2 separate regions of the Homo sapiens genome follow, and region 1 is linked to region 2. A link is an interaction called in ENCODE POLR2A ChIA-PET data of the cell type or tissue named here. Cell type or tissue: HCT116. All regions are shown on one strand. Links, peaks and the distances in the headings refer to the core of each region. The heading gives the core; the rest is flanking DNA.

Evidence for each region. ChIA-PET counts read pairs that join two places held together with the same protein. Peaks named below come from ENCODE experiments on the same cell type or tissue, not always from the same donor. Only the 100,000 strongest peaks of a DNase experiment are listed, where the experiment ranks them.
Region 1: POLR2A ChIA-PET joins it to region 2 with 6 read pairs; 1 of 35 experiments calls an interaction of 5 or more read pairs at or near these places.

The regions. Positions count from the first base shown.
Region 1 is chr19:13,396,050-13,401,420 of GRCh38, reverse strand. The region is part of intron 3 of CACNA1A (calcium voltage-gated channel subunit alpha1 A); the gene reads left to right. Among named protein-coding and RNA genes, the nearest start is that of CACNA1A, 110 kb to the left of the region's middle. RefSeq lists enhancers at 100-600, 601-1,101, 2,048-2,192, 1,515-2,714 and a cis regulatory region at 2,115-2,125. In HCT116, for the core only: no CTCF peak of the experiment used is centred there; DNase peaks (open chromatin) are centred at 2,120, 2,450 and 4,650; H3K4me3 peaks cover 1,598 bases; H3K27ac peaks cover 2,991 bases.
Region 2 is chr19:12,838,176-12,843,546 of GRCh38, reverse strand. It overlaps MAST1 (microtubule associated serine/threonine kinase 1), which reads right to left and starts at 5,032. Exons shown (of 26, transcript NM_014975.3): 1 at 4,892-5,032; 2 at 3,013-3,101; 3 at 2,481-2,556; 4 at 1-18. The coding sequence starts at 4,974. RefSeq lists an enhancer at 2,986-3,045 and silencers at 4,952-5,001, 5,052-5,231, 5,236-5,371. In HCT116, for the core only: a CTCF peak has its summit at 5,201; a DNase peak (open chromatin) is centred at 2,796; H3K4me3 peaks cover 1,349 bases; H3K27ac peaks cover 2,211 bases.

The DNA of each region.
Region 1 (5,371 bases), core at 288-5,287, 560 kb before region 2:
TAAGTACTTTACATATCAGCCTACCTAATGCAAACAACTACTCAGTGGGTGCTTTATTGGTCACATGTATTAGTGAGAACATGGAAACCCAGAGCCGTTAAATATCTTGCCCAAGGTCACACAGCTAGGAAGTGGCAGAGTTGGAATTTGAATCCAGGAAATCTGGCTGCAGAGCCCCACGCTTAGTATAAATTCATTGTAGTTTAGAAAGAGGCAGAAGGACCCTAAAATTGGCATAATCCATTTTTTGGTCCCTAAGGAACTGACTGAATTGACTACTTGTAAAAGTGAGTCCTGGACAGGCAACAGTGGCTCAGGTCTGTAATTCCAGGACTTTGGGAGGCTGAGGCGGGCAGATCACCTGAGGTCAGGATTTCAAGACCAGCCTGGCCAACATGGCAAAACCCTGTCTCTAAAAAAATAGAAAAATTAGCTGGGTGTGGCGGTGGGTGCCTGTAATTCCAGCTACTCAGGAGGCTGAGGCAGGAGAATCGTTTGAACCTGGGAGGTGGAGGTTGCAGTGAGCAAAGATCACGCCACTTTACTCCAACTTGAATGACAGAGCAAGACTCTGCCTCAGGACCGCCATGGCCCCCTGGGTTCTAGGTCAGAGTTTCTCCGCCACAGCACTGATGACTTTGGGGGCTGCATTATTAGCTCCAAAATGGGAGCTATCCTGTGCACTGCCTCAACTTACTTGATGCCAGTAGCGCCCGCGCCCCAGTTGTGAGAACCAAAAATGTCTCCACACATTGCCAAATGTCCCCTGGGAGGTGAAATCACCCCTGGTTGAGAGTCACTGTTCTAGATTGTTAAATATTATCTTACACTCTAGCACAAGTCCAAGGCAAACTGACTTAGAAATTACCAACCTTGCAAAAAATAGAAGATTTCTTAAAGTCAGTGAGCATGATGGTGGCAAGCTGCTGAAATCACACCCCCAGACATTAGCAGATGGGATCTGGACAGTATTCATCTAGTTAAAAATTGACAAGGACTGGGACACTGCAGGCTCTTCAAAAGAGAATCATTTGAATAACAAGGGGTCAAGACAGGGGTAATTGGTGAAAGCCCCTGCTCATAATTTGAAAATATAAATAGGCATCATGAAAATTCATCCTGCAAAAGTCAAAAGTCGAATGTGCAGTGTTATACATGATCAGTTGATTTGGGAGGGGAAATTGCATGCACACACATGAGAGCTTGCACACCCACACACACACACCTGTTCAAGTGTGTGTGCCAGTGCTCAGTGAGGACCATCTCCCCAACCTGTCTGATCATCTTGCTTTGGGGTGACCCTATGGGTGAGGCAGAAATTCTTGGATCATAGTTTTCTAATGAATATTATAATTGTTAACTTCTGATGGGTGCTGACTTTTTCATCTTTGCAACACTGCGTAGGTATTTTTACTCTCCCCATTTTACAGATGAGACAACTGAGGCTCAGAAAGATTGATTAGCTCTACACGAAGCCAGGATCCAGGCTTAGCCTGGCTCCAGGAATCATGTTTTGAGTTACGTAGCTTCCCTGATTCTGAGGGACCTCCCCACTTCTGAAATCTTCTACTGTTACTCCCCATGGCCCTTTCCTATTGACCGGAGGCACCCCAGCTCCTCACTCGTCCCTTATCTTATGAAACATGACCATGATGTCTGAATTCAAAGGAGAGCCTGGGCTTTGTGGGGAAAACGAAGCAGAAAAAGAAAGGTGGAGGTTGGTGGTTGTTTTTGGCATGGTGAGGAGCCTGTCGTTGCTTGAGGAAAGCAAGAAAGGAGATTGCTGGGGCTTGGATCCATCTCTGGGTGCCTGTGGGTCTGTCTGTAAAAATGAGAACTGGTCGTGCTCATTAGAGGATTTGACCGTTAGGCCTTGGGATAGCGATTTGGGAACTTTTTTCTGCTAAGACAAAGAATAATATGGTTCAGGTTCATTTTGCTCCTGCTTTCCCAAGCCCTACATCTCTTCTGGGCTTTTTTTTTTTTCCTTTTCTCTCCTTCTTCTTCTTCTTCTTCTTCTTCTTCTCATTTTTGGATCTGGACTTCTGCTGACTCATCTCTCTGAGCAAGGAAGGAGGGAGGAAGTCAGAATTGCTCATTAACCGTTTTCTTTAGTGACTCAGCTGTGATTCACATTTTAATTAATGGAGGAGAAAAACCTGATCAGTCCTAAGGCATCTGCCCAATCACGCATAACTCCAGGCTGGTGATAATAATAATACTTGAAAAAAGTGGGGTGTCCTGAATTAAACTATGGCTCATTCCCCACATTAGTCTTGAGGACTCCACCAGGCCCTCTAAGTTCCAGGTCTCAATGGGGCTCCCTGAACCAGAGCAGCTAGTCCAAGCCCCGAGCAGCATTTCTGCAGAGTTAGTCTGAGGTCAGGACAAGAAACAGAGGCTCAAGCCCTCCTGGGATCGCAGGAGGATCATGGGAATGTAATATTGTTTCCTGAGCTGGTCTTTGGCTATAATCCCAGGCTCAAGCCTGGCCTCCCTCCCCTCGGGGCCTGAAATTTGTCAGAGCCTATTGCAGGGGCAGCTTCTGTGCTTTTTGTTTGCCCAGAGAATGAGAAAAGTCCAGATAATCATGACCGCTACTTCCTGAGCACTTACTATGCATCAGGTGGTGTGCTCAGCACTTCTCATGAATGATCACGTTGAATCCTCACTCTGTCCACAAAAAGAAAGAGCTTTTATATAATTCTCCAACCTCCCTATGAGGAAACTGAGGCTTGGCAATTGCCCAATGTAGACAATTAGTAAATAATCAGGCAGGATATAAACCCAACCCTTTCCCACCTGGGAGCCAGAGCTTGCATCTACTATACTTCTCTGCTTTCCAGTCAGCTGCAAAGAAAAATTGGAAGCTGATAGCTCATTCAACAAACACTTATTGAACCCTTCCACCTGCTCAGCCCTGTTCTAGACACCAGAGATCCATCAGTGAACCAAAGAGGCAAATCCATGGTCTCATGAAACTGACAATTTACCTGCCCAAGTGTATTAGTTACTGTTTATAAGTTCCTATTAAGTGTATTAGATATGCTTGCAGCTGTAACAAAGAATCCCAACATGCATAAGGGCTCAAAACAATAAAAATTTCGTTCTTGCACAGATAAAGTTCAAAAGGTGTATTCTTTTTTTTTTTTTCTTTTGCGACGGAGTTTTGCTCTTATCCTCCAGGCATGAGTGCAATGGCCCAGTCTCGGCTCACTGCAACCTCCACCTCCTGGGTTCAAGCATTCTCCTGACTCAGCCTCCCCAGTAGCTGGAATTACAGGTGCCCGCCACCACACCTGGCTAATTTTTTGTATTTTTAGTATAGGTGGGGTTTCACCATGTTGGTCAGGCTGGTCTTAAACTCCTGACCTCAGGTGACCCACCTGCCTCGGCCTCCCAAAGTGCTGGGATTACAGCCGTGAGCCACCGTGCCTGGCCAAAAAAAAAATGTATTCTTAAACAGCAGGCACCTCTCCTCTAAGCAGTAAGTCAGGGGCCCAGGCTTGTTCCATATTGTAGCTCCTCATCTTCAACCCATGGCTTCCAAAGTCTCCATGCTTCTTGATATCAAGCCACAGAAGGGAAAAGAGCATGAGAAGGGCACAGGAGAAATGTTTCTGGGACAGACCCAGAAGTAGTCCATATGACTTCCATCTACCTCCCACTGGCTAGAGCTTACATGGCGGCACCCACTTGCAGAGCTGGGAAATGGAGTCTAACTGAGCATCCAGGAAGGAGAGACAGACATGAGTCTTTGCGTGGGTCCTCACTGAGAATCAAGCTCCACATTTTGATCGATGTCACCAGAGCGTACATGGCGGCGCCCACTTGCAGAGCTGGGAAACGGAGTCTAACTGAGCATCCAGGAAGGAGAGACAGACATCAGTCTCTGCGTGGGTCCTCACTGAGAATCAAGCTTCACATTTTGATCTGTGTCACCTCCTTGCAAGCCCTACCTTAGGACAATTTTAAGGGACATTCCTATCTTCTTCCACCCTTAGGACAGTTTTAAGGGACACTCCTGAGTTCTTCCACCCACCTCCTCTGTTTCTTGGGCTTCCAGCTCTCAGGATTTGCCTTTGCCTTACAATGGGGTGAAGCAAGAATCTGGAAGAATGTCTCTCCCCACAATTTGAAGTCTTATTTGAAAAAAAGCAGTAGAGCATCCCTCCCTCTTGAGGTAGGGAAATCTAGAATCAAATCCTGCTTCTCCAGACTTTGACCTCAGAAACTGGGGGGACTTCAAGGTCTTCAGGTGGGCAGCTTTCATGAACCATTCATTCCTCCCACCTCATACCAATCAGGGTCCTAACAGGAAAAAGAATTAACTTCTAGATGGTTCAAAAGAAGACCATGCCATGAAGAGACTCCTTAAAGAGATAGGAACAGGTGAGAGAAATAGATAACGGCTGTTTGAGGTCCTCAGAGAGAAGCCATCGCGAGCCCTACATTTCCTGGAACCCAGTGGAGGCAGAGCTGTGCAGAAGGGACTACTGTCAGAACCAGGGAGGGAGCAGGGAAGCAATATTCCAATCTCTTTCCCTCCCCTCATCTTCTGCCAGCGCTTCCCCTCAGCCAAACCAAACCGGAAACGGAGCAAAGCATTCTGGGAGTTGTAGTCTTCAAGGGTCCGCCTCGAGGGCACAGAGCCCGCTGGAGCATTGACCTAGAGGGCACACAGGGAATGACTAGTTTGCACCATCATGTGACGGACTGCACGCCCTCGATTATGTAATCCACTCTATAATTCAACTGCAGAGCTGCATGGTACAGCAGGATAGCCACTAGCCACACGAGGCTATTTAAATATAAATGTACATTCATTAAAATTTAACCAAATGAAAATTTTAGCCACTGAGCCCCATTTCAAATGCTCATTAGCCACACGTGGCTCTTGGCTACCATATTGGACAGATCAGAATAGAACATTTCCATCATCCCAGAAAGTTCTAGGGGCCGGCGCAGCTGTGGTGTAACCTGAGCCCATGCATGTTATGGAATGGAGAAGAGAGAAAACAGCACAAGAGGCAGTTTTGAAGGGAGACAGAGAGCTGTGGATCAGTAGGGAGGAGACTCTCTAGGCAAAGGAGCAGTTGAGAAGCAAGAAAGTTGAGTGAGCTGCTTTGCTGCGATGGAGGCTTCCCTCACGGGGAAGAGTAGAGTCAGAAAGCTTTAGTTCAAGTTCAGCTCTGAAATGAACCAATGAGTGTTCTGACAAGACACCTGGCCTTCCGGAACCTTGGTTTTGTAGTGGCCAAGGGCTTGACCCTCTGAAGGTTCACTGAAAAAAATCAACTCACAAGGCATATTAATTGGAGAAAAGGCAGGCAGATTTATTTAATGTGTTTGCACGAGAGCCTTCAGAATG
Region 2 (5,371 bases), core at 278-5,277:
CACCGGCGTCCGTCCGCCCTGGAACCCAGCCAAGGTGCTCAGAGGCCACAAGGCCCCAGCGGTCCCCCAACTCCTCAGGGTGTGGGTGAAGCCACTGGCCAGGGCCAGGGTGGGGGTTGGGGGAATATATCTGCACTCTAAGATTCCTCAAGGCCCTCAGAATCAAGGGGATAAAGAGGGACTCTTCCAGGCAGGCACCGGGAATTGGAGGGAGGATCCGTCTCCACTCTCCTCCCCACGGTCCCCTCTCTTATCATTCAGAGTGGACACCGAGAACTGGAAAAGCCCCCACCCAGTGAAGCCTTTCCAGAGAGATTCTAGAAATTTCCCCCAAGTGAACACTCTCCATGAGAAAGCTCTGAGGGAGACCCTTGGATCTTCTCAGAGAAAAAAGACCCGTCCCACCCCCCAACATGTTCTGACATAGAATATTGTGTCCTTATGCTCTCGTGCACACAGACACAGTCACTGTTGCAGCCAAATCCATTAATGTTGGTGTGACTATCAGGTCAGGCTCACATACTGGCAGTGCACACATTTACACTTCACACACACGAAGACACACACTCACACATGACTCCTCAACACAGACACCCACACGTATTGACTATCCCATCCATGGACCCAAATATCACACTCTCACACACTAATGCACAATCACGCGTGCAAGACCAGACATGCACTCACCTATAGACACATGTGCTTCCACTCAGTACTCACACTCGGACACACAGACTCACCCAAACATACTCCACACTTCCACATTCACACAGATGCACGTTCCAGACACCCACGCTCACTACCACACATTGAAACTTGCACACAGCGACACACTCATTCACACTCGCACGCAGATGCACACACACAGGGACACACATCGGCGCGTGCTCATGTGAGTGCACAACACACATTAGCATGTGCATGTGTAAGCGTGTGGCTGTGAGACAGTAAACTGGACGGGCGCGGTGGCTCATGCCTGTAATCCTAGCATTTTGGGAGGCCGAGGCGGGTGGATCACCTGAGGTCAGAAGTTCGAGACCAGCATGACCAACCTGGTGAAACCCCATCTCTACTAAAAATACAAAAATTAGCCGGGCGTGGTGGCAGGCGCCTGTAATCCCAGCTACTTGGGAAGCTGAGGCAGGAGAATCGCTTGAACCCAGAAGGCGGAAATTGCAGTGAGCCGAGATCCCGCCATTGCACTCCAGCCTGGGCAACAGAGCGAGACTCTGTCTCAAGAAAAGAAAAAAAAAAGAGAGAGAGAGAGAGAGACAGTAAACACTGTGACTCTGTGTTTACTATCTCACAGCCACACACTCACACACGCTTACACCCACACACAGATTGCACGCTCACCTGGAGACATACCTGACTTGCTCCTCTCACATATTCACAGACACTTACAATCCTACAGACACATGTTCACACGTTCACATTCGCAGACTCGTGCCATTGCATAGGCACGTAATCCCTCACACAGTGACAATCACACACACACACCAGCACACTTTGCACAGTTACAAGGACACACACACACCCCATTTATTGGACTCCTCCCTTCCTTCTTCCTCCCAGCAGTCCCCTCGCTCAGTCCTCCCCGCTTGCGGATAAACATGTGAGACCCTATCCCAGAGCCTTGTCCTGGCTCTCTATTGCCCTCAGCTAAATTCCATGGTCAATAGGCGGTTCCCCCACTTTCCCAAGGGAGCTGTCTGTCTTCACAGTCTCCTTTGACTCTCACAACACAGCCTTCATCAGCCTTTGCACTGATCCCCATTCTCTGGCCTGCCTGCCCTATTCGACTCAGAGGGTAGAGACAGGACGTCATTGACCCCATACGCCCAGCTCCTAAGAACATAGCAGGTGTTTAGACACCATTTTTAGAATGAATAGAGTTCAAAGAAAAAGAGACAGGCCCAAACTCCCAGAAACGTTTCTCCAGAAAACATCAGAGAAACCTCTCTGCCTCCCCCAGTTTCACCAAAGGCCCATAGAAAATTCATTTAAGGACACCCCAGAAACCCTAAGAGACCCTTGGAAAGAAACCTGAGATTCCTCCCCTTGAGAAACAGCCCTAGTCGTCCTCCCCCACCTCGGGGACCAAGAGTCCCTCGATAGGCATCGCGCAATCTGCGCTTGCGCACGTCATCTTGGCTGCCCCGTCCTGTTGCTATGGAAACACCTGGCCAGGAGAGCAAGGCTCGGAGAGACTAAGACCCCGCGCCCAGGGCGCACGCGCTTTCGACCTGCCGCAAAGGGAGCCCCACCGCCTTCCCCGTTCCAGATCGGCGATTGGACCCCGCCTTCTTATAGGCCCCGCCCCGAAGGCTAGGCGCTCCTTCCCGCTGAGACCTTGGGGCACTCGCTGGTCCCCTCAGGCCCCAGCTCGGGTGCAATTAGGAGGAGAACAGATGGCGGCCCAGACAGTGGTTGGGGAGGGTCTGCCCAGGGTTCTGGGGCCCTGGAGGGGAGGGACTCACCTTCGGGAGGAGGCAAACGAGAAGTGGGCGGGGGTGTTGGGGGAGAAGTTTCGGGGGCTGTCCAGGGGACTGCTGCCTATGAGAGAAAGAGGGGGCAAATCCTGTCAGGTCTCTCGTTCCCTAAAGCGGCGTGCAAACAGCAGCATGTCCTGTCTTTAGTCTAGTCCCGCCTATTATGGGGAGACCACGCCCCTTCGCCTGTGGCCCCGCCTCTCTAAATTTTTTCGTTGCCGAGTCAGCCTGGCCCCTTCCAAGACGATTCTGGCTTCATCTGGGATGGCCCCGCCCCTCAGGTACGACTCCTCCTTTCTGTCCGTCCCACCTGAGTCTCCGCCCACCTGAGTCTCCGCCCCCCAATGACCGTCCCTCTGCGACTGACCACACCCACACAAGCATGGCCCCGCCCCTTATCCAAACTGGTTCGCCTCCATTCAAACTGCGCCCCTTCTGTAGCATGACCACGCTTCCTCGCCTGAGGCCCCGCCTACTGTAGGCCAGTCTGCACCCACCAAGTCTCTACCACTGGCCTCACCTAGGTGACCTGGCAGCGGGGAGTGGGGTCTCGGTAGCGTGGGTGAAGTGCTGGTCAGGATGAGGCTTTTCCGATTACTGGTGCGGCAGCTGCGGGGAAGGTAAGGCAGGGGGGCCGGGCCGGGCCGCAGCCCAGTGAGTTCTTGAGCCCCACCAGCTGACCTCCTGTCTCAGATCCCCGCCTATCTCCCATCCATGTGTGTTTGGAGGCTCCCTGGGAGGGTTTCTCGAAGAAAGGTGGTGCAGGCCTCGGCAGGACTGTGTACGGCAGGGGATGTGCATATGACATGTGTGTGAGAAACTCTCAGTATGGATTATGTGTAGGGCAGTGTCTGTCATGGTGTGATAGTCACTGTGTCTAGGTGACACCATTGGTGATACTGAGCGTGTCTCAGTCTATGCGTGACATTCACTGTAGGTATCCACGTGTGGTATCCACTGTATGAATTCAACAATGTGTGACGCTGAATGCATTCTAGTGTGATACGTGTGACACAACGTGGGTTTATCTTGTGTGATACAATTTGAGCATTTGTGTGTCTATGTGACACAGTGTGAAATGCCACTTGTCCATAACAATGTGTGCTGTAACACAGGCAGGTTGTATTATTATTATTTTTTTTCTTTTAAATCAATGTCTCGCTCTGTCGCCCGGCTGGAGTGCAGTGTGCAGTGGCTCACTGCAGCCTCAAACTCCTGGGCTCAAGCAATCCTCCCGCCTCACCTCACCCTCCTGAGTAGCTGGGACTACAGGTGCCTGCCACCATGCCTGGCCAGGATGCATGATCCCCCCTACATGTATCTATGTCTTTGTGTGGCATTCTGAGTCTGTGTCCGATACTGTCCTTCCGTCTGGGTGTGACATTCACCATGCTTGTCCATGTGTATGTAGCATCTATTGTGTGAATTTAACATCTTGTGACACTGTGTCCAAACATGTCACCACATTTGACATTCTCTAGGTGAGTCTTGCAATGTGATAACATGTGATTTTGCGTGGTTCTGTCTCTGCAAGATCCCTACATCTGTTTATCCTGATGTCAGTGTGACATAGTATGTGAGATACCTAGATATGACATCGTGTGTTGTGACATTCTTGGATGCATGGATGGGATATTGAAACACATGTTTGCATCTTGGATGACATAACTGTGTGTGTGTGGATCGCCATGTAAGTGACATCTTACTAGGTGTACACGACGTGGTGCCCCTGTGTGTCTGTGCATGGTTCTGACCTGTGGCAGCTGCAAGGCTAGGTATGTGTGGCACCTCCCAGTGTATCTGGGCCACTAGGGCTGTTGTGTGTATGTGTGTGACATCATGTCCTGTGTGACGCTGTGTGTCACTATTTTCAGTGTAAGGCTGTGTTCGGGGGGGGGGGTTGTGTTATGATAAACCCCCCCTTTTTTCTACCCCTCAGCATCCAGCTCCCGAAGAGGGAGCCCCAAGCCCCTCCGTCCGTCCCCTCACCCACAGCCGCAGTGACTGAGCATATTAGCGCGTCCAGGAGCACGCGGCATGGGGGTGGGGGGAGGCCAGGCTGCGGCTATTGTTCTGAGGGTGCCAAGCCCCCCAGCCTCCCCTTCTTCCTCTACCCCCACCAGGCTGTTGGAGCCCGCAGCGCCAGCAGACAAAGGCGCCACAAACCCCCAGTGGCGCAGCCCCCTCCCCCCGCGGCCGTCCTCTCCAGCGTGCAAGCCCCCCAGACTCGGCCCACACCACCCCCCATTCAACCCCAACCCCGGCGGGAAGGCGCAGCTGGGGCACCTCTGGCGCAGCTGGACCGGGCGCAGCATCCCGGGCCCCGCCCTGCAGCAGTACCCGGAGCGGCGGCTTTTGCGGGGAGGGCCGGGACAATGTCTAGGGGATCGGGGGTCTACCTCTTGGTGCGGCGGAACATACTGCCGCCGGGGAAGGAGGGCATCGAGAAATTAGAAAGCGCGGTCCAGAGAGAGTCAGACATGACCCGGCGGCGGCGACATGGTGGCAGGTGCGGCAGCAGCGGCGGAGGCGGCGGCGGCGGCGGCGCGGGGAGCAAGCGCGCGGGGCGGAGGCTGCAGCCGCCGCAGCGGGCAGGGGAGGGCAGGGAAGGGGAGGGCCCTGCGGCTGCAGCCGGCCGGGAGGGGGCGCTGCTGCGTGCCGGCGAGCCAGGCCCCGCCCGCGCACTCGCCTGGCGCCCCCACCCCGGCGGGAGAAGGGGCGGCCAGCCCCCGCCACGTCTCTCCCCAGGCTCACCTGCTGCTTTTCCGGGGCAGGGGCAAATCCTTCTGGAAGGCAAAGGGGCAAAACGATGAAGGTCAGCGTGGACCTGCCGTTGCTGCCCACAAGCATTATCAACTCCCTGGAGGAGCAGAAGCAGG